Regions from separate parts of the Homo sapiens genome. Here all the other regions are linked to region 6. The links are chromatin contacts, found by Hi-C or POLR2A ChIA-PET in ENCODE. All regions are on one chromosome and are shown on one strand. The core of a region is the stretch at or near the end of the contact, and the rest is flanking DNA. Distances in the headings are between cores, read along the strand shown. Region 1 has its middle 220 kb from the start of DISC1-IT1. Region 2 overlaps LOC101929902 (a long non-coding RNA gene). Region 3 holds the start of NTPCR (nucleoside-triphosphatase, cancer-related). Region 4 has its middle 27 kb from the start of NTPCR. Region 5 overlaps NTPCR (nucleoside-triphosphatase, cancer-related). Region 6 holds the start of SIPA1L2 (signal induced proliferation associated 1 like 2).

Evidence for each region. Hi-C counts contacts between places; a loop is a spot of excess contacts on that map. ChIA-PET counts read pairs that join two places held with the same protein, here RNA polymerase II (POLR2A). Pooled maps may share reads with other maps.
Region 1: a map of ascending aorta shows a loop between it and region 6 (5-fold over the local background). The contact joins the enhancer-like site here to the promoter of SIPA1L2 in region 6. A Hi-C loop is called at or near these places in 9 of 168 maps with a recorded cell type or tissue (IMR-90, aorta, ascending aorta and 5 more) and 15 of 50 pooled maps. POLR2A ChIA-PET finds 5 or more read pairs at or near these places in 3 of 52 experiments (MCF 10A, SK-N-SH and WTC11).
Region 2: a map of heart right ventricle shows a loop between it and region 6 (5-fold over the local background). The contact joins the enhancer-like site here to the promoter of SIPA1L2 in region 6. A Hi-C loop is called at or near these places in 19 of 168 maps with a recorded cell type or tissue (HAP-1, MCF 10A, Right ventricle myocardium inferior and 9 more), 1 of 37 single-sample maps with no recorded cell type and 15 of 50 pooled maps. POLR2A ChIA-PET finds 5 or more read pairs at or near these places in 4 of 52 experiments (BJ, Caco-2, MCF 10A and 1 more).
Region 3: a map of B cell shows a loop between it and region 6 (12-fold over the local background). The contact joins the promoter of NTPCR here to the promoter of SIPA1L2 in region 6. A Hi-C loop is called at or near these places in 81 of 168 maps with a recorded cell type or tissue (A673, B cell, CD14-positive monocyte and 50 more), 33 of 37 single-sample maps with no recorded cell type and 48 of 50 pooled maps. POLR2A ChIA-PET finds 5 or more read pairs at or near these places in 6 of 52 experiments (A549, Caco-2, HEK293 and 3 more).
Region 4: a map of naive thymus-derived CD4-positive, alpha-beta T cell shows a loop between it and region 6 (12-fold over the local background). The contact joins the enhancer-like site here to the promoter of SIPA1L2 in region 6. A Hi-C loop is called at or near these places in 3 of 168 maps with a recorded cell type or tissue (CD4-positive, alpha-beta memory T cell and naive thymus-derived CD4-positive, alpha-beta T cell) and 10 of 50 pooled maps.
Region 5: a loop to region 6 is called in a map of PC-3, with 5 times the contacts of the local background. The contact joins the enhancer-like site here to the promoter of SIPA1L2 in region 6. A Hi-C loop is called at or near these places in 10 of 168 maps with a recorded cell type or tissue (IMR-90, PC-3, Right ventricle myocardium superior and 5 more) and 6 of 50 pooled maps.

What each region holds. Positions count from the first base shown.
Region 1 is chr1:232,139,375-232,144,260 of GRCh38, forward strand. No RefSeq gene overlaps it. Among named protein-coding and RNA genes, the nearest start is that of DISC1-IT1, 220 kb to the left of the region's middle. Within about 2 kb of position 3,522, at least 8 of the 41 ENCODE cell types and tissues checked have a DNase peak (open chromatin) inside an H3K27ac peak, as active enhancers do; they include ascending aorta, where a contact is called at or near this core.
Region 2 is chr1:232,305,259-232,309,682 of GRCh38, forward strand. All of the region lies in intron 2 of LOC101929902 (a long non-coding RNA gene), which reads right to left. Among named protein-coding and RNA genes, the nearest start is that of SIPA1L2, 320 kb to the right of the region's middle. Within about 2 kb of position 1,318, at least 8 of the 41 ENCODE cell types and tissues checked have a DNase peak (open chromatin) inside an H3K27ac peak, as active enhancers do; they include gastrocnemius medialis, heart left ventricle, heart right ventricle and 1 more, where a contact is called at or near this core.
Region 3 is chr1:232,949,130-232,954,145 of GRCh38, forward strand. NTPCR (nucleoside-triphosphatase, cancer-related) reads left to right here and starts at 1,482. Exons shown (of 5, transcript NM_032324.3): 1 at 1,482-1,615. The coding sequence starts at 1,582. It overlaps LOC107985361 (a long non-coding RNA gene), which reads right to left and starts at 2,420. Exons shown (of 2, transcript XR_001738525.2): 1 at 2,199-2,420; 2 at 1-2,027. RefSeq lists enhancers at 1,204-1,303, 1,216-1,757, 1,758-2,297, 3,426-3,925, 3,861-4,070.
Region 4 is chr1:232,921,275-232,926,265 of GRCh38, forward strand. No RefSeq gene overlaps it. Among named protein-coding and RNA genes, the nearest start is that of NTPCR, 27 kb to the right of the region's middle. RefSeq lists enhancers at 2,300-3,499, 3,066-3,125. Within about 2 kb of position 2,842, at least 2 of the 41 ENCODE cell types and tissues checked have a DNase peak (open chromatin) inside an H3K27ac peak, as active enhancers do.
Region 5 is chr1:232,976,903-232,981,689 of GRCh38, forward strand. It overlaps NTPCR (nucleoside-triphosphatase, cancer-related), which reads left to right. Exons shown (of 5, transcript NM_032324.3): 5 at 1,261-4,787. The coding sequence ends at 1,329. Among named protein-coding and RNA genes, the nearest start is that of NTPCR, 29 kb to the left of the region's middle. RefSeq lists an enhancer at 852-2,051. Within about 2 kb of position 2,054, at least 2 of the 41 ENCODE cell types and tissues checked have a DNase peak (open chromatin) inside an H3K27ac peak, as active enhancers do.
Region 6 is chr1:232,628,859-232,633,750 of GRCh38, forward strand. It overlaps SIPA1L2 (signal induced proliferation associated 1 like 2), which reads right to left and starts at 1,275. Exons shown (of 23, transcript NM_020808.5): 1 at 1,011-1,275. LOC124904551 (a long non-coding RNA gene) reads left to right here and starts at 1,724. Exons shown (of 2, transcript XR_007066943.1): 1 at 1,724-2,578; 2 at 3,899-4,069. RefSeq lists silencers at 1,053-1,152, 1,213-1,692.

The DNA.
Region 1 (4,886 bases), core at 2,272-4,771, 490 kb before region 6:
AGCTCCCCTGTACAGAGACAGAGGGAGTGGGGATTTGAGCAAAGAGAAACCCCCTGTGCTGCAGAAAAGTGGTCGCTAATATTGGGATGCTAGAGGAGGTGGTGTTTGGCTTGCATAGCGCCCAGGGGATTGGTTTGACCAGGTGTGTTATTTACATAGCCAGAGAAAAACCTGGGCTTCCCACCTTATTCCTTTAATATGCAAATGCGGGTTGTCATGATGTTCCGAACACAAGGTGGTGTTATTTGGAGGCGGCCATGACACTTGGCACAGGTGGTGACAAGGAGAAGACTGAGGGAATTGCCATTTTGGCCATGTTGGGTGGACCTAGCTTTTAGTCGCCTGCATTTGCATATTAAAGCTTGCTGGCCTGGCTCTTTAAGCCTAGAAAATAAATGGTTTGAGGGTTGTTTCTCATAGGAAAATTTCCACTGAGAACCTTTACCCTTACTATTTGCCTAAAAATTATTTTTTAATAAGTCCCGTATTATCGACTCTAGACCAGGTGCTACCCAAAGCCCGGTTGTTCTCCCACCCTGTGCACCTTGTCTACGTCAGGGTGCTGTTGAAAGATTATTGAGGCCATGTCTGTAGGAAAGCCAGAGCTTCAAGAACAACAAAAACAATGTAAACAGGACTCCTTTCCTATTCTATTAATTCTATTGAAATTATTGAAAAATAATTGTCCTTGCTTTATTTTAAAATTACATGTATTGGTTTTCATCACCCAGCAGCCAGAATACATTTGTAATTTGTTTTCCATCTCACTTTTTGCCTTTTACTAGTCTTGTCATGAGATGAAATTGGTAGTTTTGGGGCAGTAATTGAGAATAAATCAAGATTCTGTGTTTTATAAGTATTTTGGAGGAAAGTTTCATTAAAAAGAAAATTAACTTAGGTTCTTCAGACAAAATGCCAGGGAAATTTTGACAAAGTGAGCTCCCCAAATCTAACCCGTCTAAGTCATGTGGTAGCAGAAACCCACAGACTCTCACAAAGACATGCAATGGGCTCTAAACTTAAGTGCAGATACTTTGATTACATTTCTTAAATTTCTCCATGAAGTTTCATGAGAAAAAAGAACCGTACAAAAACACAATGGCAGAACAATCACATTCTTCAGTGACCTCCTCTTGTGTGTTAACAATGCCTACGATGCATCCCTCCGATGAGCAGCAGGGCTGCACCTGCCACGAGGGGCTGGGCTGCAGGCTGAGCCCTCTGGCTTTGCTGAGAAGGGTGGTGATGGCATCGCCTGTACAAAGATTTCCAGAGGTACTTGCAGAGGAGGAGGGCAGACCATCAGTGCCTCTTCACCTATAAAGTCATGCAGTGGGACCTTAGAGTTATGATGGACTCATATATGTGTGTTTTCCTCAAATTTCCTGATTTTAAATTAGACAATTGAAGGATCAGAAAATTTGCAACTAAGTGAATATTAAAATATATTAAACAAGTGTTTTTCTATGGATGAATGGATAAATAAAATGTGGTATATCTATACAATGGAATATTATTCAGCCTTGAAAAGGAAGGAAATTCTAATACATGCTACACCATGGATGAACCCTGAGGACATCATGCTAAGTAAAATTAGCCAATCATGAAGAGACAGACACTATATGGTCCCACTCCTATGAGGCTCCTAAAGAATCAAATCCATAGAGACAGAAAGTAGAATAGTGGTCACCAGGGGCTGTGGAGAGGGGGAAGAGGGAGTTAGTGTTAACAGGAACATTGGGAGGGCTGGGGTGGGTGGATCACCTGAGGTCAGGAGTTCGAGACCAGCCTGACCAACATGGTGAAACCCTGTCTCTACTAAAAATGCAAAAATTAGCTGGGCATGGTGGTGCATGCCTGTAATCCCAGCTACTCGAAGCTGAGGCAGGAGAATCACCTGAACCCGGGAGGCAGAGGTTTTAGTGACCCGAGATCGCGCCATTGCACTCCAGGATGGGCAACAAGAGAGAAACTCTGTCATGAAAAAAAACCAAAACCAAAACAAAACAACAAAACAAGAAAAACAAAACAAAAAAATAGGAACAGAGTTTCAGTTTGGGAAGATAAAAAGAATTCTGTGGATGGATGATGCTGGTGCTTGCAAAACCATAAGAATGTATAATACTAAAGCCACTGAACTATACACTTTAAAATGTTTAAGAAGGCTAATTCTGTGTTATGTGCATTTTGCTGCAACTTAAAAAACTTAAAAATACATTAAAAGAATTCTCAATTCTGACAGCAATGATGATTGGTGGCACTGTTAAGGTGAAATTTTCTCCAAATGCAACTGCATTCTATTTAGTCAATTTATAATTAACATATTAAAGATCTCATGTCTAGAAATTGACCAATTTACTAAGATTGTTAAGTGTGAGGATGTTGGGTGCACCACACTGTCATAGTAAAAACCTGGAGCAAGCTGAATTCCCATTCATATGGAGCAATTAAATAAATTATGATGATTCCATAAAAGAAGTGCCGTGCAACAATTATAAAGGCAATTGTGCCAATGTAAAAAGAAGTGCAAAATAAAACATGCAAAACAGGAAATGATGATCAGTATACATAGCATCATCCCAGTGAAAACAGAAAAATCTAAATAAAAATAGTAAATACAAAAATATATGTGTATGCTTGCATTTACTTGGAAAATGCTGGCAGCATATCTAACAAAATGGTAATGATAGTTACCTAATCTATCTTAAATATGGTATAATAAATTCATATATAAATAGTGAAGTAAGACAAACCAAAATAGTGATTAATTCTGCCAAATGAAGAAGGGGTTGTGAGTTGGGGTCTTTTACTTTTCATTTTCCATACTTTCGTATTATTTGAGATTTTTTATTTTTACTAAATGTGAAAAGCAAATAAAAATAATTAGAACATTTAAAAACCAAAAAATTTTATGCATACTTCACTATTTTGTAAAATAATATAGAGTAAAAATAAAAAACAGAAAAAAGTAATGCAAGCCAATGTGGAAATAAGTATAATCCAGAAAACAACCATGAAGAAAGGATCCCATCCAGACTACAGGGAACAGACTGAGAGACCTCAGTGGCTTCCAGTTGCTAATGTGTGTGATTCCCACACTGGGTAACACAGGAGTGTTTGACCAACAATCAACTGAATACTGGTTCTTGTTTCTCATTGTCATGGAATTTGCCGAATCTCACTTTTGGCTTCACAGAGGACTTTGTGAGCTCCAAGCATGAAAAGTGGCATTTATAACTCCCCCTGGAATTTCCATGTACCCAGGACACTGCCAGGCCAAAGGATGAATCACAGCTTCTTAGAATTGTGGAAGCCATTTTGGAAACAGCTGCCAAGTAACTAATGCTATTAAAAATAGCTCCCTAAAAAATGAATTGCTTATTTTAAGAAGACAAGAGTGGCTTGAATCTGTGCTGCTCACATTTTTCATCTACTGGGCACAGTGCCCGTGGATCCAAGAAAGCCCTGCTTGTCAGATGGGAATACCATCTGTACAGATGATGCCCCGCACATGCAAGAGCCTGGCATTTTTGGGCCAGGGCTAACCAGGGTAAAGTCTGAATCACCCCATGTGGAATCCGTCTCCTACGGGGTGTGGACTGTGGGGCATGAATTCCAATTGCGCTTTCCTTACATAACTTTGCTCTTCAGATCCCTGGTTCCGAATGTGGGGTGTATGCAGTATGGCCCACTGGAAGTACATGAAAATGCTAGAAGGTGAATCTACATGTATTTTTTGATCTAATGAAAACAAGCAGGAAAATAAGTTGTACTGACAGGTAATGTGCAGACTGATACTGCTGTCTTGACTCAGACTGTGTTGGGCAATTGTCTTTCCCTGTGAATTCCGTGAAGAAATGAACCCATCCAGACCCATCCCATGGCAATAGGATTGATGGTGCCAACCTCCCATGTTTGTTTTATGCCCCCTGTGTTGTGACGTGGGGCAGTTAACCTATTTCTGGCTTAAACAGTGTCAAAAATAAACAAAGCCAGGCACTAGTTAAAGTGGTAAGAAGAGACTTCAATCAGCACTTTGATTTGTGCAGCAGTGACTAGGCATTTTAAAGGAAGAATAAGGGAATGAGGAGAGGTGTGAGTGGGGACTCAGGAGAGTCAGGGAAGTGAAAAATCATCAAAGGCGGGAGGGAGGAAGCTTGGTCCATGTGGAAACTATCTGGATTTTCTAAGTGCTCCTTCTCAAAGCGCTGCCCTTCTGGAGGCTGGGAGACAGGGTACTTATCTTCAGGTTTTGGCTGAAACAAACAGTAAATTCCTTGGGCAGCCCTGCATTTCTCAGGCAGGCACTTTAAGGAGATTAGGGGCATGCTAAGGATGTGGCCTTGAGCTGCTAGAAACTGTGTTTGTGTTTGTTCAAGCCTTTATAGGCCAAGGATGAGGCCTAGTGGAGAAGGGGGCTCAGTGGAGCCTGACTAGAATTTGGTCAAGAAGAGAGTCTTTGTCAGTAGCCCTGCAGATATCATCTGTCTAAGAATATAGGATGATTGTCACATTTTGTAATGAGGTGAAGGAATGATCATACAAATAATTTGTGCCTCTTAGAGGCTCCTAAGTTATCTCAGGGCAAATAAAGTACAGTTATAAAGTTTAAGGATGAATTAGAAATTTTTCATTTACAAAAAGACAAGTGTGCCAAATTTGGAAAATATTTAATAAGGACATTCTTGTCACTAGAACACGGATGTTTTTGAAAACGAAGGAAAAGATATACACAGGAACACACACATTCATGTACAATGTGGAGGTGACAAGTTAACAGTAACAACGAAAGTACTTTTCAGAAGCAACTCATGTGACGTAGAGAGCAGTTTGCAAATATTTCCATTGGTTATGTGATATATTTTTCCAAAAATTTTGTATTTCTC
Region 2 (4,424 bases), core at 68-2,567, 320 kb before region 6:
CTCAGATTGGCTCTCTGCCACGGGGCCTGCTCTCTTTAAGCTCTCCATGAGACTCATTGCTCTAAAGTGTCTCATTTGTTTACCTATTTATTTTCTACCGCCTAGAATGTGGGCCACATGGGGCAGGGATCCTATTATCTTTATTTTTATATTCCTTCTTTATGACAGCGTACAGAAGTGCTGAATACATGCTTGTTGAACAAAAGATTAAACTCACTTTCCCAATAAATTGTTCTACTAAAAAGACACACGCATCCATATGTTCATTGCAGCACTATTCACAATAGCAAAGACGAATAGCAAGTGCCCATCAGTGTTGGATTGCATAAAGAAATCGTGGAATAGTACCATGGAATAGTACATAGCCATAAAAAGAATAAAATCATGTCCTTTGCAGCAACATGGATACAGCTGGAGGCCATTAACCTAAGCGAATTAATGCAGACATAGAAAACCAAATACCACATGTTCTCACTTATAAGTGGGAGCTAAACATTGGGTACACGTGGATATAAAGATGGCAACAATAGATACTGGGGACTCCTAGAGGGGAGAGAAGGAGGGTGTCAAGGGTGAAAAACCTACCTATCTGGTATTATGCTCACTACCTATGTGAGGGGTTCAATTGTACTTCACACCTCAGCGTCAAGCAATATACTTTCCTAACAACCTGTACATGTACCCCCTGAATCTAAAATAAAATTTGAAAAAAATAAAATGAAATAAACTGACTTTCCCACAATCCACCTTTGACTCCCAAGCCCAGCACCCTTCCAACTTGTTTCCTGCTTCCAGAAGACATCAAACTGGGCAGCGTAAATCTGAGACGCACGGAGTTAAGCCTGCAGCCAGGTCTAGAGCTAGGCACTGCCTGATTCTCCCCTCTGCTCTGTTCCTTTAGAAGCTCTTTTTCCAGCATTTGCCTTGAAAAGTCATTCCCAGAGTATTTTTATTTTTAATGGAGCAGGCTGCCAATAGAACTTTATTTATGGGTTTATATTTTAAGATTGTTGAGGATTTGCTTGCCTTGGGATATTTGGGTGGATCTGGCCCCAAGCAAGCTGAGCCTCAGCACCTCCCTGTGGACTAAGCGAGCACTTCCCTGAGGTCTGGCAAATGCCCTAGGGCTGCCTTCTCTTCTTTAGAGGACTGGGTAGGAGCCCAGGGCCTCAGACCAACCCATTCATTCCCACTACGAAAACAGTACTTCCACTGGGGCCAGCACTGGATGCCAGAGAGGAGGCCCTTCCTCTCCCTTCCCACACTCCTGGCTGTGGTGTGTGAACCTGGTCTTCTAAGAACAGAAATAACATCCTGTGTTTGCTCCCACTTGGCAGCCAGGCGGGTCCGGCGGGCCACTTGGCTGTCAGCCTGAGGAAGGAAGTCTCCAGGTATTGGTGAGAAAGTTGGAGGCAGGTTGCTGCCTAGAGAAAGTGCCATTTGCCATTTGTCAGGGTCACAGGGAAGAGGCAGCTCCAGGGGGGATCTCTGACCCTTCCCAAGCAGTGAAAGTTGGGAAGTGTCTCCCCCGCAGCTGTGGCTTCCAGCAGAGACCGGAGACTAGAACCAGCAGCACTTACAGAGATTTATAGCCCATGGAAGAAGGCTTCTCAGCTCACATGTTTACTTCAGAGAACTCTGTGGAGGCATCAAGGGCCAGGGTCAACATACACCACTGCAGCTTTGTCTTTCAAATGTTTCGGGCCGCATTATGTGTTTGGAAGACAGCAATGGGGTGAGTGGGGAGTGGGGAAGGCAACAGGCATTACTGAAAATTCACAAACATACACGATTTGGGCATGTCTAGGTAGTGTATAGTTAATGATGTTGTTCCCTTTTGTTCCTTACAACTTAGAGGAAAAAAGAAACATTTCCAGTTCTCCTATGTCAAAGGAAGCCCTGTTGCCAGGCCCTTCTTTTGAAAAAAAAAAAAAAAAAAAAAAAAAAAAAAAAAAAAAAGCTTGCAAATTGAGAGTTCCCAGGAGATTGGAGTTAATCCCCCAGAGCTAACCAAGGGAGAGTTGTAACCTTGAACATTGCACCATTGTCAGGGTTGTTTGGGGTGCTCTGCTTGAATGACTAAAGGAGACCCCCTCTCCCACCCAATCCCCTTCCATGCCCAGGCTTGGCTGGCAGCTTTTCCCTCTCCTGTGTCACCTCCTTCTGTTCCTCTGATTCCTCCCCCTCACACTACTCTTGGCTTCCTCCCGGATCAAGTCCCAAAGGACAAGGGGGATGCATAACCAGCTGGGAAGTGAGTGACCACTGGTTTAATGGCAACCGGCACCCTTCCCCTCTTCCAAGAGGAAGAGCTGTTTATTTGGTTTTGTGAAATATGCAGAAGCTATGAAAATAAGCACTCTATTAATAATAAATGGAATGGAAAATAGAAGCAAACAAGTCAAAGAAAGATGAGGTGGAAGGTGAGTCAGTCAATTTTCTTTTAATTGCTCTCACATCAGTAAAAGTCAAAGGAACAGCAACCTCGAAAGTGTCTTAATCAAATAGAACGCCAGGAAGACTGCAGCAGGGACATCTCTTTGGGAGAAAATGCAGAGCAATCTGAGTTTAAGTAAGCTAAAACATACTCAGGCTGGCCAAAGGAAATCCAGTTGAAATTACATTATAAAAACAGAGGCCAGCTATTGTAACTTTTTCAAGTACCGCCATTTTTGGCACAGCATTGTATTTTTTAGAACTTTATCCATATACACAAATTCAAAAACAAGTATTTTAATCCCCTATGTTCAGCTAGAGTGGCTTCTTTGCAAACTAAAGGTTAAATTTTGCCAAAGTGATGAGGAGCCAATTGTATAAAGTAAACTATTGTCATGAATGCTGCCTTCCCCCCAAAAAAACCAACCCATGTGGTCATAGCTCATTACTCTACAGGGAAATGTACCACTAAGAAAGAAGGACATCTGCTTGGCTGCAGGTAACCTGTACAGGACTCCATCCAAAGGGCTTACTGAAAAGAACAGGGTACCAAAGGGTTTCATTATCAGTGGTCTCACCCCTAAGGCAGATCTGGGCGCTGGAAATAGTTAAACGTATACCATGTTGAAATGATGGCAGACAGATTCTAGGGTGGTTCTCAGGCTTTCCACACCCTGCTGTTCACCCTCTGTGTACTCCCCTCCCCTTGGTCTAGACCTAGGAAAATACATCACCTTCTCTAAGATTCTTTCCTAGCAGACTAGGGAAAGATTCTCCAGCTAACTTTGAAAAAGTCAGCTGTCATGTTTTGAGAAGGCTATGTGGCTGGGAGCTGAGGGTGGCCTCTAGGAGCTGAGAGCAAGTCCTGGCCAATAGTCAGCAAGAAAGCAGGGACCTCAGTCCTACAACTACAAGGAACCGAACTCTTCCAACAACCTGAATAAGCTTAGAAGATGAACTGAGCTCCAGATGAGAATACAGCCTGGCCAACACATTGACTTCAGCCTGGAGACACCCAAGTAGAGAACCCAGCTATGCTGTGCTCAGACTTCTAACCTATGGAAACTGTGAGAGAGCAGTGAGTGTTATTGTATGGTAATGTGTCATGCAGCGATAGAGAAGGAAGGCAAGATACATCCCGCTGTGTAGGCTGCTCAATCAGCTGGCTCAACAAACCCTGCATCAGAGCACTTTTCCAAGCTGCAGCCAGGAGATATTTTCAAAACAGGAAACACCCCTACTGCCATTCACAGCTGCTTAAACGTCTTGGTGGCTTTCCTTGGCACCTGGGATAAAGACTGGGAAACTCCTCTTGGCCTACACAGTCTCATATCTCAGCTTCCCTCCCCTTTCCCACCACACTGGCCTCCTCTTAGCGTGTGGTGTCCTCCAAATGCCTCCACCTTTCGGGACTGTTTCCCCTCCTCCTCCTCACCTGCAATTCCTCCTTTCAAATATGACATCCCCTCCAGCTTTTGACTGCTTTTGTTTGCTCTCCAATGCCTTCCAATAACTATTTTAAAAGGTTTTCCAAACATTTATCACTGTTGTCTACAAGAAAGGTAGTTTGATACAAGATCCTCCCTTTTCATCTAAATTCATCATACGGTTCTAAAACACTTACATTTAGCTATTCTCATTTAGTCCTCATAAAACATTACTAAGATGACCAAAATGAGTTAATTCTCTCAAGAGATAATTTACTTTCTCCCTTTCTGTATTCCAGGTGTTATGCTAGGCAGTGTTAGGTAGGGAACAAATCAGTGGGAAACAAGTCAGGTCCAGTCTCTAGCTTCACAGAGTTTATGATCTAACACAAGAGTCATTCGTTAAATGAATATAGTGAATTTTAGAGAGACCAAGGGCCTCATGCCAGGGCCCACAGCGGAGTAAGTAGCAGAAGTGAGATTTAACACCAGAGCTCGGGCTTCTGCATCAGTGCACACAACACAGAGTATTTTTCATGAGGCTACCCCATAAAAGCTAGA
Region 3 (5,016 bases), core at 232-2,731, 320 kb after region 6:
AAAATAAATCAAGGTGGAAGGCCCTACATTAACAGTTGGGATAATAAATAGTATACTGTTATAATAATAGAGCATTACAAATGTTGCAGAAATGATGGTGATGACAGCTATATTTTACAAATCCAACTTTGTTTTTTTAGATAATCATTGGACTGGCATATGTCTCAGGCTAAAGGGAAACCAAGAGGTCCATGTGTGGGCAGAAACCAATTAAGTTGAGCACTCACTGAACTGCTTTCTCAGCCAGGATGGGGAACGACTGACTACAAATTAAGCTGTACACATGTTAGACTGAAAGAGTTTACAGGTAAATGTGGCCCAAGGCCACTGCCACGTCATTCGTTGGCCGGAACACTTGCAGTGGTAAAGTGAGACGGAGAAGCTATTTAATTCTTTGCAAGAGGAGATCTTTATACACTTTGGTGTGAAAGTAAAGAGGGAAAACTGGGCGTCCTATGCATGGCTGAGGACGGGAAGCCTGCCTACACCAGTGGTTCTCAACCCTAGCGCACTTCAGGAACTTCCTGGAGTTTAGAAAGAAGAAAAAAGAATACAGGTGCTCAAGACTCGCTCAAGACCAATTACTCATGTTAAACAAGATTTATGGGAGGCCATTGTTTTGGACTAACCTCCTGCACTAGGTCCTAGCAGACTAGACCAAACCAGAATGGAGTCACTTGTGCCAAGTGCCATGTAACCAAACTGAACTTTGAAACAGGCCCGTTTTCCCAAAAAACAGGAGATTGTAGTTAACCTGAGTCAGTACAATAACGAAGTCCAATCTGTTTTAACCCTATAAGGAAAGTAACTTTGAAATACCCACTCTTTGTTTTGTTCTTCAGCCTTTTTTTGCCCATAAAGCCAACCTCCTCTGCACAACTCATTGGAACACTCTATTTGCTTTATGAAATGATCTATTTCTCGATTCTAGATCCTAAATATAAGCCAATTAGATCTTTAAACTAAACTTGTAATTTTGTCTTCTGACACTCCCTATTACTGCAGGTGAAACCCAGGCATCAGAGCAAGTTTAAAACTCCCCAGCTGATTCTATTCTGCAGGAATGTTTGAGAACAAAGTTGGAGTCATTAACATGGCATCCCCCTTTGAGGAATGCTTCCAGGTCACAAACCTTCTACAAAAGGGCTGTCCCGGCAGCCTTGGGCAATTTCAGCTCCTAGGTCCGGAGTCAAGGGGCAGAACTTGGGTGATGGCGCTGACTTGAAGCAGCAATAGTTTAATAACTGACGTTCTCACGCACTTATCTCTGCAAATACCCCACAAAAGCCCTGAACCCAGAATGAAACTTAAGAGACCGTACAACCCGCTCCGCCTATAGGAACTGCCGCGGCACAGGCGCCAATGCCGAGGGCTGAATGCGCAGGCGCGGACCGGGGACTCGGGAGAAGGCGCATGCGTGGTCTTGAGGGCGGTGCTTCCGGTCAAAGCACCGCTTGGGGGCGGGGCCTGCGACACGCGGTGGGCGGGTCCTGAGTCGCGACCCTGGTCCGGACCTGACCTGAATTGCGACCCCAACCTGGACTGCTCCCCTGACCGCAACCCCTACCCCCGCCCACCAGTATGGCCCGGCACGTGTTCCTAACGGGGCCCCCAGGTAACCCTGAGGGGATCCCCACCTCCAAGAGGTCGAGGGGGTGGGGGCGCGCGGGCTGCGGGCGACCTTGTGCTGTCGGGGAGGGTCTCCGGCTCCAGGGCTCCGGCCTCTGAAGTTCCCAATTTAAATGGCGGGCTTGGTAGTCTGAAGAGTTTGTACTCCTTCCCGGAAAACGTGATTTAAAAGACACAGGGCCTAAAGGATTAGAACACACTTGTGAGGGGGTCCTAGACTGGCTTCTTGATGAAGGGCAGAAACCGCAGGGGCCAGCGGCAGCGGTAACTCCTACTGTAGTGTTGACGTTGTGGTCTGCACAAATGGTATTTCAAGAGATCTGCGGCAACCGCGATGTGAAGTGGAGATGTCTAATTTCTGTTGATAGTCACAGGTATTTCCTTACTGTGGGTCTTTGCTACATTGATCGTGCAAAAAAAAAATGGTAAATTTTAGTTGGAGGACAGCGAAACTGAAGTTGTAACCTTTCTTTCCCATCTAAGTTCATCCCCCCACCCCCATCCCCATCTCCATCCCCACGAATTCCCTCCACAGCTGAGGCCAGAGGTGGAGAAGCTTTGGTACCTACAGGAGCCCTTCTCAGACACTCTTGCTTGTTCCTGTCGCTGTCCCCTCCTGATGTCTGTCAGATCCCTCAACCCTGTGGCCTGTGGAGTTCTCATCTGAGAAGCAGGATAGCGTTGAGGTCAGATGAGAGGTGTAGGAGGAGGTGCTTTTAAACCAAGGCGCTACCCATGTATCAAGCATTACTAAAAAGGACAGGTAGGCTGCATCAGATAGGCTAAAAAAAGATAGATGGGCTAAGAGTGGAGAAAGTGATTTCTTCAGCTCCTTTGCAAGGCAAATCTAATTTTGAAGTTTAGTGTGGGTTCAGATATCAAAGGCTGTAACCCTGGATCTAGAATTCTCTTTCACTTTATTTTAATGATTATGTTTAGTTGTAAGTAGCAAAGGCTACAGCTAATATTGCAGACTTTGGGATTTTGTCAGGCATTGGATGGGGGAGTTGGGGAGCAGGGGGTGAGGAGGAGGAGGGTGGTTTGAGAAATGCCTGCTATCTAAAGTCACTCCTAAGTATTGCAAAGAACTGTTTTCTGAAAGTTGGTTTGTCAATCCTTTATTTGAAACTTGGAATGCAGTTTGATACTCAGCAGGCTGACCCCAAGACAACTGTGTGTTTTATTAATGGAGGTGTCCTGTTACCGTGATTGTATTGATGGTGGTTCTTGTTTCTGCTTTATCAAAGTCTTACCTACACGTAGTTGAAAGACTCAAATAATTCTACAGTGTAGCTCTCTTAAACCTGTCCTCAAACCCACGCACCTTTGTCTTTTCTCCTTCTCTTCTTAATGTAGTTACAGCGTAATTTTCATTAGTCAATGTTTACAGTATTATGGCCATGTAAAGACAATCACAACAGAGCCACATAGTAATCTATGATTTCTTTTCCATTTATTTATTTATTTTAGAGACAGGATCTTGCTTTGTCACCCAGGCTGGAGTGCAGTGAAACAGTTATAGCTCACTGCATTCTCAAACTCCTGGGCTTAAGTGATCCTCCCACTTCAACCTCCTGAATAGCTGGATCTACAAGCGCATGCCACCACACCCGGGTATTTTTTTTTTTTTGTAGAGACCTGTCTCTTGTTATGTTGCCCAGGCTGATCTCCAACTCCTAGCCTCAAGTGATCCTCCCATCTGGGCCTCCCAAAATACTGGGATTATAAGTGTGAGCCACCTTACCCATCTTTTTTTTCCCTCTTCTTATTGAGACAGGGCCTCTCTCTGTTGCCCAGGTTGGAGTGCAGTGGCACAATCTTGGCTCACTGCAACCTCCACCTTCCAGGCTCAAACCATCTTCCCACCTCAGCCTCCCTAGTAGCTAGTACTACAGGCATGCACCACCATGCCCTCTAATTTTTTTTTTTTCCTTTTACACATAACTTTTTTCCCCATTAGGAGTTATTGTCAGGTGTTTTTATTTGCCTAGTTTCTTTCTGTTTTCTCAATATGTTCAGACCATCAGGTAAAGTCTCCTCTCAAAGAGGTCACTTTTTGTTGCATATCCTCTTAGTGCCCCTGGCACTTAGCATTTTTTCCGATTTCCAACTGTCTGTACCCATGACTCATCTTGGAGGGCTTTCTCTGGTCCCTGGAGCCCACTTGGCCTGCAAACAGAGCAGGCCAGAAGAGCCAGGGAATTCCTGTGCCCTGGGATTAGCCTTCAACCTGTGATTGGTGAAAGTTAGTTGATAAATTCCCTACTTTCTCACTCCTCAGACAGGATAACTGAGCCACTTGCCCTGACTTGTCCCTTAGGATTCCCCAGGGGGTTGAAGCTCCAGCTGCCCCCAGTGGAACTTGCTTGACAGTGCACCTCATGCTGGTGTCCTTCCCTTCCCTTTCTGAATTTCTTCCCTGCCAGTCCATCATGTTGTCACTGCCCAGGTTAAACTACCTGCACTTGAATCTTTATCTGAGGATCTGCTTAGGGGAGAACCAGAACCAAAATAATTCCAGAGCTTTCTGATCTGTTTGTGCCTGGTATACAGCTATCATCTCGAGGTCTCCTGAAGCAGAGGTCATTTCTTATCCAGACAGCATTGGGGTAGCAGCTTAACTAATGAAGAAAAAATTAACTGAAAGAAGATTCCTAGAGCTGAAGAAGCCAAAAGGGACTTTGCCCAAATGCTTCCTATTTATTGCTCTACTATGTTCTACACAACATACAGTCCCCACAGTATACCCTTTGTGAACAGGAATAGTTACCGTTGCTCCATTTTATCTTTTTCAAAATATAAACGGCAATTTTTGTTAGGATAAGAGTAAGACCCATTCAGTATAAGAATTAAAAAAAACAAGAAAAGTTTAAGGAAGAAAGTGACAATCACAGGGAATTTGAACATCAGAAATCAACATTGTAAATCTTTGTTCTGTATTCTTCTTGACATTTTTTTTTTCTGTAGACACGTACTTGACCATTCTTTAAAAAAAACATAATGGAATGGTTTCTGCTATTAACCTGCTTTTTCCATATATTATTTTCATACATTGTGGTCTATTTTCCATGCTAATAAATACATATAAGCAGTATATTTTTTAATGGTTGCATGGTATTTCTGTGTATTTATGTGCTATTATATACATGGTGCCATGAGTTAACATTCCCTTACAATCAACATTTAGGTTGTTTTCAGTGTTTTGCTATTATAAAGAATGTTGCAGTGAATGTCCTCTTTCACACATTTGTATTGTTGATGTTTCCTGAGGATGAATTCCTAGTCATGAACTACAGGGTGCTGTGGCAGGCGCATTGAAATTGCCCTTCAGAAAAGAAGTAGCAGCTTACACATTCGGCAATGCCATTACTTGCATGAAACAGATTC
Region 4 (4,991 bases), core at 1,592-4,091, 290 kb after region 6:
TAGTCATGGGCATGATGTATGTATAAGTTCTCCAGAGTTCCAATGAAACAACATTTCATATATATGTGTGTGTGTGTGTGTGTGTGTGCGCGCGCGTGTGTATGTGTGTGTATCTTGTATATATATCCAGAAAGAGAGACAGAGAGAGAGAGAGATTTATTTTAAGGAATTGCTGCACTGACAGATGTGCCTGTTTTTGCTATCTTGGGATTTCTTTCTGTTATTTTAAGAAAAACTCAGTGAGCTTGATTTTGAAAGCTGCTGCTTTGGCCATGGCTTAGTGTTTGAGGCTCAAAGTGTTGAAACTTCCTATAAATAGTATCCTTAGCGATGGGTCATCGCCATATGTATTGCTCCAACATTATGTTGGCATACATTTAAATGAAAGATTGATGTTGTTGACTACAGTTGCTTGTATGATTTGTGTTTGTAGTTGGCCTCCTTTTTATTTTTTTGTGAATGGTTGAGACCACAAGAAATGTTGTTTCACTGGGAAGAGAAAAAGAAAGGAGAAAATACTCATTACCAAACTCAATTTGATGACTTATGTTGGCATTCCCTAATGGGCTGCCTAACATGAGAAAGGGGAGAGGAGGTGTGTTTTTTGTCACAAGGTTTCTATTCCATGATTGAAACTATTTATCTTTTGAGGGAAAAAAGATTTATAATGTTTCCAGTAAAGTTGCCTGTATTAATCTATGTGAACTTCCATAATAAAATGTCATAGATTGAGTGGCTTAAACAACAGACATTTATTTTGCATAGTTCTGCGGGCTGAAAATCTATGATCAAAATCCAGCACTGTTTGGTTTCTGGTGAGGGCTCTCTTCCTGGCTTCTAGATTGCCACCTTCTCATGGTGTCCTTAGACGGTCTTTTCTTTGAGTGTACTTGGAGAGAGAGCTCTTTCTCTTCCTCTTATAAGGCCACCAACCTTGTGTGATTAGGGACCTACCCTTATGACCTCATTTAACTTTAATTACCTCCTAAAGGCCCTATCTCAAACTACAGTCACATTAGGGTGAAGGTTTCAATATTTTGGGGGGATAAAATTCAGTCCATGGCAGTTTCGATTACGTTATAAAATAATACTGTTTTTCAAAGGCATAAGAAACTAGCAAGGGAGAATCATTATGTATTCACAGAGTTGAAGGAAAAGAGGGGTGGTGTGGTAAAAATCGAAAATTATTTGCCACTTACCTCTCTCTCTTTTTATAGAGACAGGGTCTTGCTCTGTCACACAGGCTAGAGTGCAGTGGCACCAACATATTTCACTGGAGCCTCAACCTCCTGCTTCAGCCCCCTGAGTAGCTGGGAGTACCTATGTGTGCACTACCATGGCTTGTTAATTTTTCAAAAGAAATTTTTGTCGAGACAGGGTCTCATTATGCTGCCTAAGCTAGTCACAAACTTCTGGTCGCAAGCAATCCTCCTGGCTTAGTCAGCCTCCCAAAGTGCTGCAATTACAGGCATGAGCTACCACATCTGGCCTACTTTTCTTGCAATAAAATCCAGACACAGTTTTAGGGTTTCTTTCTGTGTGTAAAATATTGTGGTAAAATCTTTAGATTACTGACTTAATTTTTCAGGAAGTAAGAAGCATTTTAAGATAATGTACCACACATCTTCTCACACTGTGGTATGTGACGGTTAAAAATGCAGCAAAAAATATGGACCTTTACTTCACGAATTTAGAATTTTACTGGCAATATTGAGGTATGAGTTTGCTAATTCTCAAAGGAATCTTATATGTGTCTATTCAGGAATAGTAATTTGATTATTTTGAATAAATGTGCCTGATGACAGTGTATTAGTCAATTTTCATGCTGCTGATAAAGACATACCAAGACTGGGAAGAAAAGGAAGTTTAATTGGACTTATAGTTCCACATGGTTGGGGAGGCCTCAGAATCATGGTGGGAGGTGAAAGGCACTTCTTACATAGTGGTGGCAAGAGAAAATGAGGAAGAAGCAAAAGCAGAAAGCCCTAATAAACCCATCAGATCTTGTGAAACTTATTCACTATCATGAGAATAGCATGGGAAAGACTGGCCCCCAAGATTCAATTATCTCCCCCGGGTCCCCCTTCACAACACATGGGAATTCTGGGAGATACAATTCCAGTTGAGATTTGGGTTGGGACACAGCCAAACCATATCACTCAGTAAAGTGAAAAGTTTGATTTTCAAAAATTTCTTGTCTTGATTTGTTACAGGCCTAATTGACCAAATGAATTAATCTTTTGTCACAATGATGGCAAATTCTGTCAGTCCAATGATTGGTCACACATTCTATTTGCACTCTATGCAAGCATATTAGCTTTTCTTTCTTGAAAAATCAGTGTCTTCCTTGGCAATAAGAGGATGAAGGGGGAAATTTTATTTCGAATAATGCCATGTTTAAGAACTCGACAAATCTTGGGTCAGATTCATTCTCCCCTCCTGGAAGGCTGAACCAGGAAGTAGAGCCCAGCAATGTTGAATACTCATTAACTCTTCCAGATCACTCTTCCGGTCCCATTCAGTCAATTGCTACTTCAGACCCTTGGTTTCTGGAGAGAACCTGACTCATTCTCACTCTGCTTTAATCATCCTCTGAAAGTGGGCTGTGGGCCTGGAGCAAGGGTGAGTAAGGACATGTCAGCGCTCCTCTCAATCCAAGGGATACTAGGTGCAGCTGAGTTGGTAGCTCACATCCCTGCTGTGGCTGTAAAGGGAGGGAAGATGGCACTTTATCATGAACTTGCAGTAAAGGTGAAGGACAGCTCTTCCAAAAGAGGGGCAGCTGCTAATCTCAAGATCAGATTCTGTGACACTGTTGTCACTTTGCTCAGTCAGGCACAGATACAGTTTTATGCATTGATGTGGTTAGAGCTTGCCAGAAACCAACCCAAGGGTGTGCTATCTTGCTTTCTTTTTCTTTGTCTTTTGGGGTAAGTTACATCTACCGTTTCAGTCTATGGAAGCTGGCGGTCTTAAGCAAAGCCACACTTACTTCCTAAGCTGTTCAACAAATCAAAACCCTGTTCAGAAAGGCAGGAGGAGCCAGGTGCTGGGTGGGGAAGTCTTCCTTCACTGCCTGGCTGGACTCAGAAGCCCTCCAGTGCACTGCAGCAGAGAAGACTTTGATCTCAAAGTAATTTTCACCTTGATCTCATCTATAGGCCCTGAAGACTCTTCCTGGGTGTCTGTCAATGCAAGGAGTGGGCCTTGGCATTTGTTGTAACGAACTGAAAAATGACCACAAATCACCATCTTCCGTGTTGATGGGGACTATTTGTTTAACGGCATTGCTTAGGCCATTAAAAGACCCCTCGGGAATCAGGAAGGGGTGAAGATTTGAAACATTTTCATCCTTGGTTCAAGACAATAGAATTTGAAGATGCCTTTACCCCACTGATGTGGATATCAAGAGTATCCAGGGTGAGAGGTCACAGAGTCATCCGCCTGACTGCGTCTGCATGAGCAAAGATAGACAGGATGAGACTGAAAATTCTTCGCTTCATTCATTTCTGTATTTCTGGGCCATGCCCTCTAACAATTGCAAAGATGAACTGCAGCGAATTGGAATGACCTAACATTTCTGTGACATCTGATTCTGTTGTACCTGAACATCCCAGAGACCACACCGCTCAAGGGAAATGTATATTTGAAAAATATCTTGTGAATGTCTCTAAGCCAGAAAATAAAAATGGACTTTTCAGAGCTAGCAGAGATCCACTTTCGAGCCTGATGCAGCCTCTCTGGTGATTTATAATGCATTGACAGTATTCCCCAGATAATTCTTAGAGCCCTCCATTACCACCCAATGAATAGAGGCCATCTCACTGGGGTGTCAGCGAGGTTGAAATTTGCTAAGAATTTACTAGCCCAGAGAAATGCATGAGAGAGAAGTGCCAGATGATACATCTGGAAGAGACCACTGCTGATTCTACAGATGCAAAATCCCATGCAGTCAGGGTAGTGACTTACCTGGGACCACACAGCTAACCATGGCAATGGAGGACTAGCGTTCAGGTCTCTGAACACCCAGCTTTGTGTTTAAAGACTGCACTGACCACTAGGAATAACAGGTCTGGTTAATGCACCATTGGCCATTCTGACAATGCTTTACTAACTGCCTGAGATAGACCAAGACTTCCTTCAGCAGTCAGGAAGTCAGAAGAGCAAGGAAGCAATTTGGCTCTACAGGGTGGAGACAAAATGCCTTTTCAATAGGTTGCTAAGTTCTCCATTTAACAAGAGCCAAAGAAAAAGTTCATACCAAAAACACCTTATAAACAAAATTCATCCTTTATACAGACATCTGCTCTTCTTCAGGGGGGCTGCGGGCCATTAGGGCCATGTGCTTGTCACGACGCTTGCAGCAGATGTTTGCTAATACTTTAAGATCTCCCTGTGATGTGGTTATTGTTTAATTCTCCTGTAAGGAGAGTTTTGCTCAAATTAAACAGGAAGGCTTAAATGCGAACTAGGGTGCAATGTCCTGCTGTGCATTTGTTACAGTGGCACATCAAAGCTCTAAGAAAGGGGCTTGGGGTTTTCTTCAAGTTCACCAGAGGCCCCAAAGCACTATGCCATGGTGAGTGAGAGAAGCTGTGTCTCATTTTCGTATGCATTTATGTTCAACTACATTGCAGGGTTGTTCTGTTAGCCCTATTGTGCCTTTTGTTTAAAAGGCCAGACTGCTTTGAAGTGAGCTGGCAGAGCATGATGACAGAGGGCCACTCAGGCAGGGCCCATGGCCAGAGCCTGGAAAGGCAGTAGGAAAAGCTGTATTCTTCATGCCTGACCAGGTCTCTGCACTTCACATGAGCAAATGGAATCACTTTAAGAAAGGACTATTAGAAAGCCAAATGTGAGATGAAAAATGACTGTCCATTGTGACCCATGTGTGCTGAGACTGAGAGAGGAATCAATGGTGAGATCAATAAATATTTTATCAAGCACCTCCCTTGGTCAAGAAGCAAAAGACTGGGCAATGTTTGCTCTCC
Region 5 (4,787 bases), core at 804-3,303, 350 kb after region 6:
CTGGCTTGCCCACTTGTTGGCTGGGGGCAAGTTTCCTAGACCGTACAGTCTCCTAAAGACAACCAGAGCACTCTTCCAAGAAGGGTGAGCAGGTGCCAGGAACCAGAATTGACGAGGTCCGCTCTGCATCTCCTCTTCAGACATGTATTGGCACCTATTGTATGCCAGGCCCCCTCTTCAGATACAACCACCCTGAACCTCAGAAGGCTTCCACATGCACTCCCTGCTCTTACCGGGAACCTTGGCTCAGCCCCTTTTCCATGGTTCACCTGTCGAAATTACATCCAGGCTTAAGCACCCCTGGAAGCCTTTCCTGCCCCTGACCCCACACATGCCCCTGTTCCTGCCTGCCCCCCAGACTCCTTCATTGTCCTTGTTCATGCCTGTCCTGTCCTGGTCTGCGAGCTCCATGAGGTCAGGGTCCTTACCTGTGGTGCTTCTCTATGCGCATCTCTGTGCCTGGCTCCTGTTTGCCCTTCCACCCCATCAGCGTGTGTTGAGTGGATGGATATTATATGGGCCAAGTAGGAAGGCACTGTGATGGGAGCAGAGATGGCCCTTCCTTTACCCTGGGGCACTCGGGATGGTGTGGTAGTGAAAGAAAAATAAACAGATCATCGGGTAAAGCTCTGGTGAACTCTTTGTTGCTTTTGTTTGATTTTGTAATGGTGTAAGTGTTGGAGAACACACTGCAGTCAGGAGGCCTGAGTAACAGTCTGTACGGAGGCACCCTCACGTCTCTGGCTCTCCCACTTCTCCATGTTTCAAATGAGCACTTGATGTTTGTGGAGAGGCGGGTAGATGACTGAGCATCCCAGAATCCTGGGCGCTTCACTGCTGCTCTGCTGGGTGCCCTCCTGGGCCCCGCTGGCTCCCAGGCTCTCCTCCTCGCTTCACTCCAACAGTTGAGTTCCTTCCATTCAGGACAGGTCGTGCTCAGGGGTCCTGTGTGCCCATCATCCGTCCCGGTGTGCCTCGTCGGACTCACTTCACAGCTCTCCCCATGGTTGGCTGAAATCTGTCTGGGCTCCAAACCCACTTTGACTTTTTGAGCTGTCACTTGGCAGAAACTGATGCTGGGACTCGGTGATTCCTGTCCTGTTTCTGAGTGCTCCTGAAGAGCTGGGCCTCCTGCCTGGGTAACAAAACATACCTCACCCTCTCCCAGCCTTCCAGGCGTTTCTTTTAGAGAGTTACCTAGCACAAGATTGAAGAAGAGGAAAGGAGCTCTGAAGCCTGTTCTCTCACTTCTTCCCACAGGTCACCAAGGAAAACAGAAACCACCTTCTGCCAGATATCGTGACGTGCGTGCAGAGCAGCAGGAAGTGAAGACACGTGCATTCCTGCCTTCCGTGAAGGAGTGCCCAGTTCAAGAGGAGCCTGATGGAGCCCTGCCTGTCGAGGCTGTATGCCTATGGGGTTATGGAACCTTGTGGGCTTTTCTAGAGAAAACTCAACAGCTGTTTCCCATAAAATGTTTAAAAGATCAAATTAGCCTTAATGCTGGATTGTCTGTACAAGATTAACTATCCATTGTGGCTTATCTATGCTTAAAGATTTCTTGTTTATTTCCTCTTGCAGTCATGCACATGATTTGGGTAAACTGTGAGATGAGAAATGGTTTTCAGAGTATTAGATGGAATTCACCCCCGTTGAAGTTTATAAATGTGTTCAGGGGAAGCGGGAGGAAAGAGTTCACTGCCTAATCAGTTTTGCATGTCATGAAAATTAAATTCCTCTCCAGGTGCAGCTTCAGCCTCATGCAACTTAAAGTGATAACAGTTATTTGATTTTTTAAAAAATATTATTCCAAAAGAAAACCATTTTAGGTCATCTCCCCCAACTCTGTTTGCTTACTGCTTAATAAATATAAAAATAAATCTGATGGTTACAGACAGGAGGCATTGTGTGGGAGGAATACACAACCTTTGGAAGTGTTGATAGCATCTGATATTCAGCCGACCAGATGACAAGAGCTCAGGCCCACGGGTTTGCATAAGAGCACTGCTTTGCCTTAGTTTACTCGGGAGCAATTTTGAATCTTTCTATGCCTAGTTTCCCTTCCAGAAAAGCAGGAAGTGGCTGTCATCTCAGGAGTGATGTCACACCACAGAAGGAAACTGTCAACCACTCCACACAACTGTGGAGAGTGCCCAGTGCCAGGGGCTGGGCTTATCAGGAATAATGGTGTAGCAATGCGGAGTTCAGCCCATAACAGGGGTACTATAAAAATGAAGTAGGAAAGTAGAAGAGACCCCTGAAACCCCAGAACTGATAGAGGATAAAAACTTCCCTCCAAGTGGTAGATGGTACTGGAGTGATAAACAGTTCAGTGTTTTTAGGTCATTTTTGGTGAAGATCTATGAATTTCCAGGATTTTTTTTTAACAAATTAGCATTGGCTACAAACCCACTGGTATAAGCAGCAGTGTGCCTTCTCTCTAACTGTGGACAAGTCGGGCATGTGGCGGGTGAGGAGCCCTGGGCTGGGCACTGGGGCACAGTGAATGGGGCGGGAGGGGCTCACATCAAAACCAAAATGGCACGCAGCCCAGGTCTGGTTCCTCCATCAGTGTCTCTTTCCTCAGCGCTTTTCTTCCGAGGTAACTTTGTGAAGCTTGACTTGGACTTGCCTAGCCTTGGAGGGACCACAACAGGGAGGCCTAATAGATTATGAACTAAGCCCTCAAAAGGGCTACCTGCCCAGGAGGAGGAAGTGGGCATCTCCTTCCACAGTCCCTGCCTGGCGGGGCTGTTCAGGGAGACTGAGTTCCGAGCTCAGGATGTCTGGCAGGCTGGCTGTGACTTCCAGCCACCATCACCAGGACACCGGTGTGGGCTGCATGCCTCAGTGGGCCAGGAGAGGCACGGCCTCTGAGTTGGGTAGAGGCTTCCCACAAAGGCCTGGGAACCTGATCCTGGCCGTAAATCTGAAAGTACCACAGCCCTCAGGAGAACCAAGAGATAGGGAGGCAGGCTGGGGAAATGTCATCAATGTGCACCCAGGCGTGGTGGAGCTGGTCAGCCCCAGCTGGAGTGGGACCCCATCAAGATGGAGCCTTTCCTGGCACCTCCGGGAGGCCGTTTTGCGTTTCCGCCCTTCATGCATCTGAAACACCAAGGGCCATGTTCCTTCTGGTGCTTGTCCTTTTGAGCTTGGTGTTTCAGCCGTGTCTGTTTTGTAGACTTTGATTTTGTCTTAAATGAGAAAGAAAGCTGGTGAAGGTTATTTCAAAGTTAAATAGCTAGTCTGAGGGGCTTATCACTGAAGCCAGTTGTGCTTATGTGGGGTGGGAGTGTCACTGCCTACTTGAAAGTATGCACTTGTGTGGAACAGATTCAGGGTGGCCCCTAGCACTTGGGGCTGCGGGAGCTTCTGCACACTTTCCCTTTAACGGTAAAGAGACAAGCTTGGAGTGTTTAAGTGGTTCGTTCAGGAGCACAGTGATAGCGGTGACAAAGGAGATTTGAACCCACGTCTGCGTGGCTCCAAAGTTCACTCTTTCATCACTCCCTGCTGCGTCCTTCTTGAGGCTTTAGCATTTTTAGTGTGTTTTGTGCCCCCAGACCTCAGAGTTGACATTTAGCAGTGATAAACTGCTGTAAATCCAAAGAACGTTTAGTGTCTCTTGTGGTGAGGTCCTGAAATGATTGTTGTATTAGTCAAACAGAATGATCATGGAGCATGTATGGAGATGTCAGATGCAATCCCTGTATTGTAAGGCAATGACATTTAATGAAGGATAAGATGAATTCACAGATAACTAGAACTCAGGGCCAAACGCACACAGCCTGTAGCAACAGTGTCATGCTGAGATTTAAAGGAAGAAGAGGTGCCGTGGCAGAACTCCACGTGACCGTCCCCTCCCTGCACGCAGCCAGGATGAGAGGAGCAGAGCTGAGCGCCACCTCCCTGTCGGTGCCACGGCTGAGGTGAGGAGCTCTTGCCGGATGGTGGGGTGGGGGCAGCAGGGCAGATTGAAGTCAGGGATTCTCTTATACCTGAGTTTGGAATGCCTCCTATTCAAACAAAGCAAAATATCTAACAGATGGTTGGATATGAGTCTCAGGGAGGAATTCAATTTGAAAAGCACAGAATTAACATGTATTGCTTATATGAAGAATCTCAGCTAGAATAACAAGGTCGGATGGGAGGAATCAGGACTGATTTGAAGCACGATTTACTAAATCATTCTTTCCTTTTCCTCCTTAGCAGATCATACCGCCAGCTGCTTAACACGTAATAGTTTAATAAATTGTTTCTTCTTACCTCTCAGTGAGGGTAAGCACATGCAGGGAGATGGGTGAGTCTTTTAAATGGATAGTGTCATCTCTGATGATCAGCCTTGACAGGGAGAGATCCTAGTAAAGCTGCAAATTCAGGCACTCAGTTCCCAGCCCTCCAGTTATCAAGGGGGTGGGAACGCTGGTGGGCTGGAAAATGTGGAACAGACCTGCTCCTCTTCTTTTCCTGCCAATTACCGTATTCATAGAAGGTTGTGTCTGTGGATCACACCTGTGTGTGTGCTGATGGCGGATGCTTGTGTAGCATAGTGACTTGGGACAAAACAGCATGGTAGATGAGGCTGGAGACGGGTGGGCTAAGTAAACAGGCATTGCATTGCACATTTTGTGGGCAAAGAAGTTGAAGCATCGCATGATTTTAACAAATTACTTGCCAGATGATTTCAACACACTGCAAAATTTAGAATCAATAATGCCAAATTGGCCACATGATTTATATAAAACCAAGTGCTATGGTTTTAATATTATCTTTAGAGGAGAAAC
Region 6 (4,892 bases), core at 25-2,524:
CTATTTTGAACTTACTGGGCAAAGACATGAGAATCACCAAGATTCTTTGAGGGTTTTTTTCCTTGTTTTTTTTAAAAAAAAGCCATCCTTGTCAAAACCCAGTCTCAATCTAACCAAAATCCAAAATGTCTACAATTTTGTTTTGACCAAAATCATGTTTTGGTGAGCACAATTCCGTAACCAATGCACTTGATTTTTTCCAATACTCAGGCCAGAGTCATCTTGGGCTGAATTAATTTAACTCAAGCAGGTTAATGATGACAAATATCTCCCACAGGGGTAATGCCAAGTTGTTCTCTCTTTCCGAGAAGCCTCGGCTCTCTCTTGCAGATGATGAGCCGAAATTGATTCTTTGGGTTTGCGGCACGGCTGAAAATTAATCTGTAGGTGTTCCCAGGGATATTCCCAGGACGTGGGCAAACTACCCTCACTGACACGGGAAGACCCGGAGAGGCCCAGGAGCTGGCAAAGTGGGAAGAAAGGTCGCGGTGAGTGAGAAGAGCGCTCGCCGGAGGCTCCCGGTCTTACAAAGAGGGATCCGTCCCGGTGAGGGCGCGCGCTCCGGGCGCACCCCCTCTAGAAGGGGAATTAGCCCCGCAGCAAGTTCGGCGTCAGCTGGCCAGGCGCGCCGGGGAAGCTGCGTCGGGCAACCGCGAGCCCTTCCAGAGAGCGTTAGTCAGAGCGAAGTTCTGGGCACCTGGAGAAGACCCTCCTCAGTGCCTGTGTCGCCGAGACGGGAATAACCTTTCAGCCGATCGATAACTTGGAGAGAACAGGCGGCGGCGGCTCCTCTTCCAGCCGGGGATCGGGAGCGCGGGCGCATCTGCGTCTACAAGCCGGACCCTGCGCCGCGACCCTCGCACCCCCGCGCCCCTCGCACCCCTCGCCGCCGTCAGCCCCCCAAAGCGCCCCGAAGGGCATCCCCTTCCCCTTCGGGACAGTCCCCGCCTGGCCGCAGGCATCCCGAACCGACCCTCGCCACGCTGCCCGTCGGATTCCCCGACACGAACCTTCGCAACGCCGTCCGCCGGAACCTGCTACAGCCTGTGCGCGCCGGGCGGCGCGTACCCGGGCTGCCGCCTCGCCGCCCGCCGCTGCCCGGGGCTGCCCATCGGCCCGGACTCTCCCCGCGCCGGGCTCCGGCGGAGGCGGCCCGGACCCGCTGGCTGCGGCTGGAGCTCTCGGCCTGCGCTCGGGCGGCCGGCGGGGGCGCGGTGCTCCTCCTCCGTCCTCCTCCTCCTCTCGCTCCGCCAGCTCCTCCCGGGCTCCCAGTCTGCCGCGCCGGCTCCCGATGCCACCGCCCGCCCGCCCAGCGGCACCGCCCCCCGCCCGCTCTGCGGGCTCCCATTGGTCGCTGCCTGCAGGCCCCCTCGGCCCCGCCCCACGATTGGGCGCGGACGCCGTCAGTCTCACCGTCCGCCCGGCTCCGGGCGCAGCCGGTGCGCTGTTCCCAGGCCCCGCGGCGCGCGGGAGCTGCGCGTCCAGGAGGGGCCCGGACGCCCTTCTTGGGGAGGGGGCTGCGGGGCGCATCATGAGCGGCGCTGGGCGAGCTCGAGGGCCGGGCAGCCTACCTGGACCCCGGCTTCTAGAGAGCCGTCGCCGTCCTTGTCGAGACTCGCTTTCGCCCCTCTGAGGAATAAGTTAAAAACCGCGAGTCTGGTTCTGAGCCGCCCCCTGGCGCAGGCGCGACCCCACCCGGCCCTCCCGTCTCCCAACTTGGGACAGACGCGGCGGCCGGGCGGTCGGATCCGTGAGCCTCGGCCGCTGGGGCTACATACACAGCCCAGGACGCCACAGAATCGCCGAGGCCCCGCGAACGCCCAAACGGCCGCAAGTCGAAGTGATCCCATCTGAAGAAGACAGCGCGAGGAAGCGAGACCCTGCTGTGTGCCGGCCCCCGGAGGGCGCCCCGGGCCCTGTGGGTCGGAGGGTGGGGAAGCACAGAGAAACACGCAGGCAGTAAAACGTTAGGAGGACAGGGGGTGCCAGCGTGCAGGAAATGCTGCTAAGAGACCTTTAGGAGCCAAGGGGAAAACGGAGAGATTGGCAGTTCCAGGCACCCACATCCCAGCGCGGTCCGCTCACCCCTTCCTCCCTGCCCTCCAGGCAGCGCTCAGCCCACGGTAGAAATGTCTTGCATCTTTTTTCCGACGAGGAAGAATTGAACTTTTTATACCCAACTTTTCTGCTTTCTTAGAAATGTTGACTCACCTGTGAGGAAGCATTATTTGAAACTATTATTGTAAATTGCTTGACATTTGAATTAGATGCTGAAAGATTAAAGGGTCTCAGAAGAATCTTTTAAGCTAGACTGGAATTGACTCTGCCTAAATGGACAGCAACAGTCATCTATACGCAGGAATAATAAAGCAGGTGGAGGCAGCCTCTAACTTACCTTCCAGCCACACCGTAGAATTTCCTGAGCAGGCTTTTTTGTCAGAGTTTTGAGCTGGGTTCCCTGAGACTGGATTGGGGCTTTCAGTTTCTCCCCTTCTAGAGTCAGACTTCTTCCTGAAGAAAAAGTGTTATCTCTACTTCCCTATCACAAACACTTCCTAGAACACAGCCCTGTTAAAAGGTAAATAGAGGCGGTCCTTCCCACACTATATTTCTCTGTGATCTGAAGCATGTACACATTATACAATCTTTCGTATCTTTTTAAATTATAGGTATAATCTGTGGGATTAGATATAACTAAACAGGTCAAGAAGCAATCCTGTGACATAATACAATTCCTGAGCACTCCAGGTTTTGATGAGTTTCCCAATTGTCACCCCATTATCAGCATTTACAAGATTGTCATGTATTCATTTAACAAACATTTATGAAGCCGGGCGCGGTGGCTCAAGCCTGTAATCCCAGCACTTTGGGAGGCTGAGGCGGGAGGATCACAAGGTCAGGAGATCAGGATCTTCCTGGCTAACACGGTGAAACCCAGTCTCTACTAAAAATACAAAAAATTAGCCGGGCGTGGTGGCAGGCGCCTGTGGTGGCAGGCACCTGTAGTCCCAGCTACTCGGGTGGCTGAGGCAAGAGGATGGTGTGAACCCGGGATGTGGAGCTTGCAGTGAGCCGGGATCATGCCACTGCACGCCAGCCTGGGTGACAGAGTGAGACTCCGTCTCAAAAAAAAAAAAAAAAAAACAGATTTATGGAGATCCTCTGATGTTCCAGACCATACTAGGTGCTGGGAATATAAAATGCACAGGACATAAGGCTCGGCTTTTCAAGAGCTCACCAACTCACAGGTGTATCCTCATATGTTGTAGATACTCTACAAGAGGTATCAATGTTATCTCCTGTGTACTCAACAAAACCCTGCAGGAGGAGCAGCCGTGAAGGAACTTTTCCTGGGAGTGCCTAGGGAGGACATGATCACATTTCACCTTATTGCGTGTTTCATTGTCTATAAGGGCCTTGAGGAGAAGAACCACATCTCCTCCAGCATTTTGATCCCTAAGGCACAAATCCACTACAATCCGGAGCAGATCCTTGGTCAGTGGGTTGTCATTGAGGTGGGTCTTAACTGCTGCAGCTACAAATGTACACTGTCTAATAGATGAAGAGGAACCCATCCCTTTGATGTGTTCCTTAATATCCAGTACATAATGATCATATATGGAAGGAAGTCTGACCAGACACTCTTCGATGACGGTGTTAGCCACAATTCTCACTCTCTCACCTTCCCATCCCACTTCTTGTGCTTTCCAAACTAAAATTGAAATATCCTAAGCCCCACTACCAAGGTTGGCAGTATTTTTTTTAATGCCTGTAATTGATTGTGCAGAGTAAATATTTGTGTACGTTTATGAAGGTCCGTGGGAGTTTCTTACTTTCCCAGAACTCCACGTCACATGAGGCTGGCCTTCATCGGAATGTTCCTGCTTTCAACAAACAGGTCCTGAGTGAGCCCCTTTGCTGTGCAGAACAATGGTGATACATACAGGCGAGAGCAAAACCCACGAGGTGTCCACCTCACGGCCGACCACAAGAGATCCTCAAGAGACACATCTCAGGAATGATTCTGAACCTTCTTCACCAAATAAAATATTCCAGAAATAGTATTAGATTTAATGTGTGTGTCCCTCCTTGCTGGTCTTCCTAGCAGCAGCCTTCTTGTTTCTTGCCTTTTTAGGCAAACAGCCTGAAACTTAGCACAGACGGTGGAATTGCAGCACCTATGAAGATATCACTGCATCCTTTTTGCCTCAGGACATCTTACTGAAAATCATTCTATGTTAAAGCTATACATTTTGCTGAAATTTTGAAGACAAACATCAATGGTGAATTATAAACTTGTATTTGCCTAAAGGCTAGTGTGAACTTATCACTTTCGCCTTCCCCCAGGCCAAGATTTTCCCTCCCCTTGTTGCCCAAGCCTCACTTTCTATCCCTCAAAATTCTTCTTTCTCCTGTGAATTGCATCGTGTTCTAGGGGTTCCCAAAGAAACAAACTAAAGGGATTAATTCTTTTTTTTTTTTCTTTTTTCTTTTTTTGGCAGGGGATGGAGTCGCTTTGTCACCGAGGCTGGAGTGTGGTGGCATGATCTTGCCTCACTACAACCTCCGCCTCCCAGGTGCCAGTGATTCTCCTGCCTCAGCCTCCCAAGTAGCTGGGATTACAGGCACGCACCATCAAGCCCTGATAATTTTTCTATTTTTAGTAGACATGGGGTTTCAACACGTTGGCCAGGCTGGTCTGGAACTCCTGACCTCAAGTGATCCACCCATCTCGGCCTCCCAAAGTGCTGGGATTACAGGCGTGAGCCACCGCGCCCGGCCTAATTCTTTTTACAGTTTTCTTCCAGCACATCCACGCCTGAAATAATTCCAACATCAGTCTTACCTATTTTTCTCTAAGTGTAAAGAGAGCTGGAGTTCAAAGACATACC